Linked DNA regions of Homo sapiens: region 1 is linked to region 2. A link is an interaction called in ENCODE POLR2A ChIA-PET data of the cell type or tissue named here. Cell type or tissue: MCF 10A. All regions are shown on one strand. Links, peaks and the distances in the headings refer to the core of each region. The heading gives the core; the rest is flanking DNA.

What was found. ChIA-PET counts read pairs that join two places held together with the same protein. Peaks named below come from ENCODE experiments on the same cell type or tissue, not always from the same donor. Only the 100,000 strongest peaks of a DNase experiment are listed, where the experiment ranks them.
Region 1: POLR2A ChIA-PET joins it to region 2 with 5 read pairs; 2 of 35 experiments call an interaction of 5 or more read pairs at or near these places.

Annotation. Positions count from the first base shown.
Region 1 is chr20:2,020,987-2,026,369 of GRCh38, reverse strand. No RefSeq gene overlaps it. Among named protein-coding and RNA genes, the nearest start is that of PDYN, 30 kb to the right of the region's middle. In MCF 10A, for the core only: no CTCF peak of the experiment used is centred there; DNase peaks (open chromatin) are centred at 3,029 and 4,069.
Region 2 is chr20:2,156,263-2,161,645 of GRCh38, reverse strand. No RefSeq gene overlaps it. Among named protein-coding and RNA genes, the nearest start is that of LINC03086, 48 kb to the left of the region's middle. In MCF 10A, for the core only: no CTCF peak of the experiment used is centred there; no DNase peak of the experiment used is centred there.

The DNA.
Region 1 (5,383 bases), core at 219-5,218, 140 kb after region 2:
TGGTTCCTGGCATCTCCAAGCTTCTGTGCGCCACCATGTTCCCCAGTGCCAGCTGTGGAAGCTGCTAGCAGTACACCTGGTCCAGCTGCAGCCTCGCAGAGAGCTGGCACCCATGCCAGCGCCTGGAGCTGCCTGCCCCGCCGCAGCTGGCATGCCTGGCTGTGCACAGTGGTTGGACCCCATGCTTATTCACACGTGCCTTACTACTCCATGGCTGGCTTACCCTTGGCAGGTGTGGGATCCAGGCTGGTAACATGAGCCGAGCACAGCTTGCCAGGCTGAGTGGGCAGAACGAGTCCAGTGGGCCTGAGCAAAACTTGAGCAAAGGTGCCACTGGCCACAGAGGTTTCTGGCTGGAAAAGCGACACCCCAAGGATCCTGTGACACCTACACATATCTCTGGTATATTTTAAATTATCTTTAGACCACTTATAGTATCAAATACAATGTAAATGCTATGTAAATATACTATATTTTATTTGTATTATTTTTCATTGTTGTATTGTTATTTTTTATTGCTTTTTTCCTATTACTTTTGATCCATGGTTGGGTGCATCCACTGATGTGGAAACCATGGATATGGAGCTTCAATTGTATACATATTTCAAAATATCATGTACACAATAAATATATACAATTCTTATTTGTCAATTAAAAAGAAGGGTTGGACCTGAGTCTGGTTGACTCTCATTGGACTAGCTTTGTTCACGTGATCACCCCTAAGTCCCTCACTCTGTGTATATGTGGGGTGTGGCTGGTATGGATGGTGTGGGTGTGGGGAGTGAAAGGACATCCCAGTTGGATTTAAATCAGGGATTCACTCAATGGTGTGAAGGTTTAATAAATCTTGCCCAAACTCTATAGGTGACATGTGCAGGGTTTTGTTAGAAAGGAGTAAGGAAAAAGTGTGAGTGAGGCATCTACACTATAGTGAGAGACACACAAGTCTTTATCCTTGTCCCAGGAGCCCTACTTCTGGGGAAATATTCTAAAACACAGGAAAAGGCATATTTATGGAGCTACTCACTGTTAATTACAAGAGTGAAAAGTGGGAAGCATCCTCAAAGTTGAATTCACTCATTTATTCCATAGCTATTAAGCTCTTTTACAATATGGTAGGCATCATTCTAGACTCTGGAAAAACTCACAGATAATAAGACTAGTCTGGAGTTTAAAAACTCGAGGTTCAGAGTATAAGAGAAAGTAAGTGCTGTGGGAGCTTAGAGGAAGGACACCCAACTTGATTTGAGGAATGACAGCAGGGAAGACTTTCTTGAGGAAGAGACTGAGAGACCAGTGACACTTAACCACAAAAGGGCGGGGAAAATGGTTAGGAGTGGGGGGTGAGGTGGGAGCAGGTAGATAAAAATTATGAATGCCTGGGTCGCACTGCACAGATTTGGTTTCTATTGGATTAGGGTAAGGGGTGGGCATGATTTGTTTTCAGAGAGCCGAATTAAAAGAATAAGTTGATATAAACTGATAAGCTCCTGGGGGTGGATGGAGTAGGAGACTCTCAAGACCATTGCTTCAATGTTAAGATGTGATTGCAATAATGTGGAAACTGAGACAAAGAGAGGAGTGTATTCTGGTTCTGAAATGACTTGGGAGTAGTTACGGGTGGGTGCTGCCAGTGTGCTTGTGCATTCTCTATCCCCACTTTGTTCCTTCCCATGGAGAGTCTTCCACGGTCAGACCCTGTCCCAGATGCTGGGGCTACCTTGGTCGCCAGCCACTGTCCCATTCCTTATGAGCACCTCCCCATGAACTCACCCCTAGATCTTGTTTAAAACTTTCCGTGATTGGATTGCCCATGGAACCCAGTGAGGGGCTGCACATGGGGTCTGGGAGGATACGGGGATGTCAGAGACAATGACATGGTCAGCGCACATGGTCAGCAGAGTGGACCAGGCAAAGCCCCATGGAAGTCACAGGAATTTGGGGACAGCTATGGAGTAGGAGATGCCAGGCTCTTTGAGGGAATAACAGGCAGCTCCCAAAGGTGCCAGCCTCTCTTTCCCGGCAGAATCAAGGACAGGATTTTGGTTCTGCTGGGAAAGAGTCTGGCACCTTTAGGTGCTGCCTGTTATTCAGTTTGGCTCAGGTAGTGTGAGGGGGAGTGGTGAGTGACAGGGTGGGAGACATTTGCTGGCCACATCTTTGAAGGTCTGTTAAACTGGATTAAAGCCCTTGGACTTAATCCTGAGAGCAAGGAGAAGCCAATAAACCTGACCGGGAAAGTGGACTGATAGAAAAATCCTGCTGGCTGCTGTGGGAAGAACACATGGCAGACCTGGTTTTGAGGTTTTGATCTTAGGGCACTGCCACTTACAAGTCAGAGCACTTGGGTGAGTGGCTTTCCTCCCTGAGCGTCAGCATCCTCATGTGTACAATGGCGGTGATACTATTTACCCACTGTGGGTCGATGGGTGGATACAATGTGATAGGGTGCATGTGATAGGACAGGGTCATATGTTTAAGAAGACTGAGCATGGGGCTAGACTGCTTGGTTTGAATCCTGGCTCTGCCCTTGACCAGCTGTCTGACCTTAGGCAAGTTGTCTGACCTCTTTGTGTGTCAGTTTTCCCTTCCACGGAATGGGGATATACTAACTTCCTATCTGATAAGATTATATGAAACTTAATATTAGTCACATGCTCAGAAGGATGACCAGAGAAGTGTTTATTAAATAAGCAAAGTGCTGAGAGTAGCTGAAAGGGCATTGGAGAGGACTTGATTTGCCCAAAGTCAGGTAGCACGTAGATGGTACCAGAAGCTGATCTGAGCTAAAGCCTTTCCCCTGTACGATGCCTTTTAAGTTAGATTGTTCATCTTATTACTACTGTTTCTAATTCTTTCTTTAATGTGGGATAAGAGCATAGATTCAAACCATAAACACTACACAATACTGCTTCTCCTATATATGAAATACCTGGCAGGTAACAATAATTAATGATCAAAGAAGCAATTTCCTCTCTGTCCTCAAGGCGCTGGCCGGAGGATCAGCACAGTTTCGAAAAGGATGCCAAAAGGGTGCTAAAGAAAACCTGGGGTGGACTTGTAACCATCTGGACCCAGGTTGGTATTATGAGTTCAAAGCCTGGTTCCACCAATTAGGAGAGGTGTGACCTTGGACAAATCACTTAACCTCTTTGTGTCATACTTTTTCATCTGAGAAAATGGGGTGGGATGGGGAATAATATCACTCTCCGAGGGTTGTTTTGAGGATTAAGTGGGTTAATACCTGTAAGTGCTTTTTGTACCTGGCACGTCCTAAACACTGAAAAAGGTTAGCTATGAAGCAATGATGATGATGATTCTTGAGTGTTTACTCTGCGTCAGGCTTCACATTTGCTGTCTTATTCCAGGCTCACAAAAACTCTAGCAGGTAGATACTATCTATATATCTATATAATATCTGCATCTGTTACCCATGGAGATGAGAGATTGGGCTCGGGGACCTTAAATAACTTGCCAAGGTCACACAGCAAGTACATGGTGAAGCTGGGAGTTGAATCCCCACCTATTTGATTTCAAAGTCTGAATCCTTAACCACCCACTAACCTTCCGTGTGTCAGTCAGCCCCACCAGACTTTGAATAACATGGGGGCAAAAAGCATGTTATTAATTTTCACACCCTTCACCACCCCACTAACACTTCTAAGTGCCTGCCCCAGAGTAAGCATCAGGAAATGTTTGCTGAATGAATTGTTGATCTTTCCTCCCACTCTGGGCACCCCTCAGTCCTTCAAGGACTTCCCTCTCTGTAGCCTTGAACCAGCTTTTACTGAGCATAAAAGGAGGAGTTATAAAAAGAAGTCTTTCTCTCCAAGGATACAATTAATCAGAAAGCTTCAGTTGCGCACATACCTCTGTCTGTATAAATACATGTATTTGTATCTATATAAATAGTAGCATTCACAGAGGTTGCTAGCTCAGTGATGTGGTTGAATGGGAAACTGACAGCGTGATTCATGCTCAGGTCAAATTTAACTCTAACCTGTTTGTGCAAGACAGATTTACTTCAAGAGCCCTTTCTGTTGCATAATTGCTATGGGCCCACCTTCTCCCCAGGAGAGGATATTTCCACATCAGCCCACAATCTCCTGCTGCTGCATACCCAAGTCAGATCTGGAGTCTCTTGGCCACTTTCCCAGCAGTGTGGGCCCAGGTAAGATCCAACCAGGCTGTCTTTGTCAGCGCAGGAAGGAGTAATAAAAACTGCAGCAGGGGGCTGCCAGCCAGGAAACCTGGGAATATGAGATGGAGAACCCTCTGGCATAAGTGATCTAGAGAAAGCCGTTAACCCATCTGTCTATCCATTTATCCTTCTACCCACACATAGCATCTATCTATTCATCTATAGCATTCATCTATCCATGTGTTTGGCTGTCTGTCCATCCATCCATTATATCCACCCATCCATCACATTCATTTCTCCATTCATCAGGCATGCATAAGATATGTGCTGAGCAGCCACTATCTGCCTGCACTGTGCTGAACACTGGGGTTATAGTGAACAAGTCAGACAGAGCCCTTGCATTTATGGAGCTTACATTCTAGCATGAGTTCAGTCAATAGACACATAATCATGCCAATAACTTATTAATCAGAGGCTCCAAGAAGTGCTGTAGAAAAGAGTTCCATGGCGGCAGGGCGTGGTGGCTCACGTCTGTAATCCCAGCACTTTGGGAAGCCGAGGCCGGCAGATCACGAGGTCAGGAGATCAAGACCATCCTGGCTAACACGGTGAAACACCATCTCTACTAAAAATACAAAAAATTAGCTGGGCGTGGTGGCGGGCGCCTGTAGTCCCAGCTACTCGGGTGGCTGAGGCAGGAGAATGGCGTGAACCCGGGAGGCGGAGCTTGCAGTGAGCAGAGATCGCGCCACTGCACTCCAGCCTGGGCGACAGTGCGAGACTCCATCTCAAACAAACAAAAAAACAAACAAACAAAAAAGAAAAGAGTTCCATGGGGTTAAGAGACCCTGTACCTAGGGAACTTGGCCTAGTCTTGGGGCCAGGGAAGACTTCTAAGAGTTATGGATAAGAAGGAACAATCCATCCAACTAGGAGCTGGGTGGAGTTTTCAGGGCAGAGAGGAGAGCCTGAGGGCAACTTTGAGGCTGAGAAGACCTCGGTGTGAGCAAGAAGCAAAGTGGTTTTAATGCACTAAGGAGGAGAGCGAAAGGAGACTGGGTTGGCAAGGCACTGGGAGGCGAGATCACCCAGGACTTTGGAGGCTGTGGAAGGATTTGGTGTCTGGAAGGATTCTAACTTTCTTGTGGTTCCATTTTCTCTGATGGAGTGGGAGCTTCATGTCTTCAAGGGGAAGGTGGTAAATCATGGTGAAGAAGTACAGAGCTGAGCTGAACTCTGAGA
Region 2 (5,383 bases), core at 98-5,097:
TCACTCTGTCACCCAGGCTGGAGTGCAGAGGCACGATCTCAGCTCATTGTAGCCTCCGCCTCCTGGGTTCAAATGATTCTCCTGCCACAGCCTCTTGAGTAGCTGGGATTATAGATGTCTGCCACCATGCCCGGCTAATTTTTGTTTTTTTTTTTTTTATAGTAGAGATGGGGTTTCACCATGTTGGCCAGGCTGGTCTTGAACTCCAGATCTCAAATGATCCACCTGCCTCGGACTCCCAAAGTGTTGGGATTACAGGCGTGAGCTGCCACGCCCAGCCTGCCCTCTAGCTTTTAATTTGAATATTTTTGTACTACAGAGAAATTAAAAGAATCATGCAATGAATACCCTTACACCCTTCGCCAAGCCTCCCTAGTTAGCATTTTGCCACATTTGTGCTGTTCTCTTGGTAGGCAGGTATGTGGCTGGGGTAGGGCAGGGTGGGAGAGAGCGAGAGAGATATCATAAAGCTTCACCCCTAAAAACTTGGGCATGCATCCGTGTATCAAGCAGAATACTACAACAAGCGGCATTCTCCCACACAACAAAAATACTAACTAAATACCAGAATAACCAAAATGTTTAACATTGTTACAAGGCTGTCCTCATACAGCTCATATTCTAGTTCCCCAAATGTCTCGATAATGTCCTTTATAGCAGTTTTACTTTTATTCTTTTCAGTACGGGATTCCATCAAGGATCAGGCACTTCCTTTGGTTGTTACATTCCTTTAGGGTCTAATCTGGAATGAATAGTCCCCACTGTACCATCGCCCCCACCTTTTTTTTCCTTTCATGACATTGACATTTGTAAAAGAGACAGCCCAGGTGTCTTGTAGAATGTTCCTCAATTTGGGTGTGTCTGATTGTTTCCTTGTGATTAGACTTGGCTAAGCATTCTGGGCACGAGATCTGCAGAGGGGAGGCTGTGTCTCCCATTGTGTTATATAAGGAGGGGCCTCCTGCCAGTTTGTCTCATCATTGGTAATGCTAAGGTGTGATCATTTGACTAATGTGTTCCCGAAGATCTCTCCATTATAAAGCTAATCTTTCCTTTTGTACATAGTAATTCATCTGTGTGATGAATTATGATATTTGAGATATGTGAGTACCTGTTTCCTCACGAATTTTCACATAGTGATTTTAGCAGCTATTGATGCCTTGCCTGAATCAATTATTGCATTAGTAGCTGCAAATAGAGATTTTTCCCATTATCCTTTCTATGTTCTTCTGTAAAGCTTTCCTCTCCCTTCCCTCTCCCCTGCTTTCGTAGTATCATCATACACAGATTAAAAAACTATTATTATTGTTCGATGTGTTGTAAATCCATTATCATCACTGTTCTTATTTGACGCTCAAATTGTTCCAAGTTTGGCCTCCAGGTAGGGGCCCCTTCAGGTGAACTCTTATGTCCTTCCTACTTTTTAAAAACAATTTGATTGAGGTATAGTTGACACACAATGAATTGCCCATATTTTAATATACGACTTAATAAGTTTTGACATATGTGTACACGCATGAAATCGTCACCGTATTCCAGGGAGTGAACACACCCGTCACAACTAATTCTCCTCAGGTATCTTTGGTTTTTTGTTTTGTTTTGAGACAGACTGTCACTCTGTTGCCCAGGCTGGAGTGCAGTGGTGCGATCTCAGCTCACTGCAACCTCCGCTTCCTGGGTTCAACTGATTTTCATGCCTCAGCCTCCCTAGTAGCTGGGACTACAGGCGCCTGCCACCACGCCCCGCTAATTTTTGTATTTTTAGTAGAGATGGGGTTTCACCATGTTGGTTGGTCATGCTGGTCTCAAACTCCTGGCCTCAAGGGATCCACAGGCCTCGGCCTCCCCAAGTGCTGGGATTACAGGCGTGAGCCACTGCCCCCGGCCCTCCTCGGGTATCTTTGTCATATTCCCCTGCAGCCCTTCACCATCTTGAAGGAACCACTGACTTGCTTTCAGTTACTATAGATTGGTTTGCATTTTTTAGCGTTTTATGTAAATAAAATCATACTCTTTGTGTCTAGTTCCTCTCCCTCAGCATTGTTACTTTGAGACTCACCCATGTTACTGCATGTATGCCTAGTTTTCCTTTGTGTTCTTGAGTAGCATTTGGCTGTGTGGATATACCACAATTCTTTTATCCATGCATTGATATGCAGATGGACAGATGGGTTGTTTCCAGTTTGGGGCTATTATAAATAAAGATGTACTTATCTAAGTCTTTGCATGAACATGGATTTCCTTTTCTTTTGAGTAAGTACCTGGAAGTGAAATGGCTGGAGTTTATGGTTAATTTTTAAGAAATTGCTGAAGTGTTTCAAAAGTGGTAATACCATTTTCCATCCTACCAACAGGGCATAAGAGTTCCAGTTCTTCCTCCTACTTACCAACATAGGTGTGTAGCAAGTAGCACCTTATTGGAGATTTAATTTGATTTTTTTTTTTTTTTTTTTTTGAGACGGAGTCTTGCTCTGTCACCCAGGCTAGAGTGCAGTGGTGTGATCTCGGCTCACTGAAACCTCTGCCTGCCAGGTTCCAGCAATTCTCCTGCCTCAGCCTCCTGGGTAGCTGGGTTTACAGGTGCATGCCACCACGCCCAGCTAATTTTTGTATTTTTAGTAGAGGCGGGGTTTTACCATGTTGGCCAGGCTTGTCTGCAATTCCTGCCCTCAGGTGATCCACCCATCTCGGCCTCCCAAAGTGCTGGGATTACAGGCGTGAGGCACTGTGCCCGGCCTAATTTGATCTTTAAATTTAAATTTAAAATGTTTACAACTTAAGTATAAAACAATTAAATTTAAATTTAAAACTTTTCAATTTAATTTTCCTTGATGGCAAATGATGTTGAGCATCTTTTTATGTGCAGTTTGCCATGCTTATGGTCTCTGGTGACATGTCTATTCAAATCTTTTGCCAGCTTGCGGGGGTGTTTTATTATTATTCAATTTTGACAGTTCTTTATATTCTTGATACAAATTCTTTATTAAATACATGCTTTGTAAAGATTTTCTCCCAGTCTGTTTTGTCTGTTTATTCTTTTAACAGTGTCCCTTGAAATGCAGAAGTTTTTAGGTTTTTTTTTTTTTTTTTGAGATGGAGTCTTGCTCTGTCTTCAAGCTGGAGTGCAGTGGCACTATCTCGGCTCACTGCAACCTCCGCCTCCTGGGTTCAAGCGACTCTCCTGCCTCAGCCTCCTGAGTAGCTGGGAGTACAGGTACGTGCCACCACGACCAGCTAATTTTTGTATTTTTAGTACAGATGGAGTTTCACCATGTTGTCCAGGATAGTCTTGATCTCTTGACCTCGTGATCTGCCTGCCTCAGCCTCTCAAAGTGCTGGGATTACAGGCGTGAGCCACTGCGCCCGGCCGAAATACAGAAGTTTTAAATTTTGATGTGGTTCAATTTATCCATTTGTTCTTTTATAAATTGTGCTTTTGCTGTCATCTAAGAGATATCTGCCAGTGCCATCGGGATTTTCTTGTATGTTTTCTCCTAGAAGTTTTGTCATTTTATATTTAAATCTTTGATCCACTTCGATTTAACTTTTGTATACAGTGTGAGGCATATATTGAGTTTATTTTTTTAAATATAGTTATCTGGTTATTCTAGCACCATTTGTTAAAAACGCTAGCCTTTTTCCACAGCACTGCCTTTGTAACTTTGTCAAAAATCAGTTGTCTAAATACATGTGGATCTAATTTTGGACTCACTATTCTTGTCTGTTGATCTATATGCCTATCTTTATGCCAATACCATGCTGTTCTGATTAATGTAGCTTCATAATACTTCTTCAAATCAGATAGTGTTAGCCCTCTAACTGTTCTTTTTTAGAGTTGTTTTGACCATTTTAGGCCCCTTTACTTTTTTATATGAGTTTTAAAATCAGCTTGTCGACTCCTACAAAAAGAGCCTGCTGAGATTTTGGTGGGGATTCCAGTGAATCTATAGGTGAGTTCAGAGAGAATTGCCATCTTAATGACTTTGAGTTTTCCGGCCCACGAACAAACTATGATTAATTCTTGTTATTCATGGTAGTTATGTTTTGTAAAGTGTCCACGAACACTGAATTAGCAAATACTGAACCATTGATCCCAGGGGAAGTACAGAGTGCAGTTCCTGTGAGCCTCTGGCTCCAACATTCTTGTCCATTGATAATACATTACCTTGCTTTGTGTGCATTTCTCTTTAAAGGCACCTTATGTAATAGCTATTTTCTTTTTTTTTTTTTTTTGAGTGCGATGGCATGATCTTAGCTCACTGCAGCCTCCACCTCCCAGGTTCAAGCGATTCTCCTACCTCAGCCTCCTGAGTAGCTGGGATTACAGGCGTGCACCACCATGCCCAGCTAAGTTTTGTATTATTAGTAGAGATGGGGTTTCACCATGTTGGTCAGGCTGGTCTCAAACTCCTGACCTCAGGTGATCCACCCACCTCGGCCTCCCAAAGTGCTGGGATTATAGGCGTGAGTCACCGTGCCTGGCCTATAGTAGCCACTGTTGATTCATCCACATTCAGCTCACATCCAACAGCACCATAATTCACCCCTGAACGGAGCTTTCCTAACACATGTGTCTTCTCCATGAGGCACACTGCAGCCTCCTTGTATGTGGGAACATGAGGCAGCACTTGGGCACTATATATAGGGACAGTTTAAAGTCACCAGCGAAAAGCATACATGTGAAAAACATGGCACTAAATAGACTGTGGAAAGGATCCTTGTCAACAGTTATAAGACCTGAATCAAGAAGGCAGGGAGTTGCCTTGTATGACTTCAGCTGGGAACGTGAGCATCTGGCTACTCACATTTTTGCTGCCTGTACATGTCTCTGAGTGACTGCTACAGCCCTGTGGTTAGATTTTGGGGTTACAAATAAATTTTAGTGAGTAGGTGAATTTGCAAATACAAAATAGTGAGGATCGACTTATATCTCCTCATTTATTTAAATTTCTTTAATTTTCCCAGCAATATTTTGTAGACCATGCAAATCTTTGATTTCTTTTGCCAGATTTATCCATATGTAGTTCATACTTTTTGATGATATTTTAAATGGGTATTATTTTTTCCATTTCAATTCCTGATTATTTATTGCTAGCATATGGAAATACAATTGATTGTTGTATATGGATCGTGAATCTGGCAACCTTGCCAAATTCACTTAGTTCTAATAGCTTTTTATAGATTTCATTAGATTTTCTACATAGATGATGATGTCATCTGCAAATAAAAACAGTTTTACTTCTCTTAATCTCATGCCTTTTATTTCTTTATTTCTTGACTGATGGCACTGGCTAGAAACGCTAGTACAATGTTGAATGATAAGGGCGGACATCCTTATTCCTGATGTTAGGGGGAAGTTACTCAGTCTTCTACCGTTAGTATG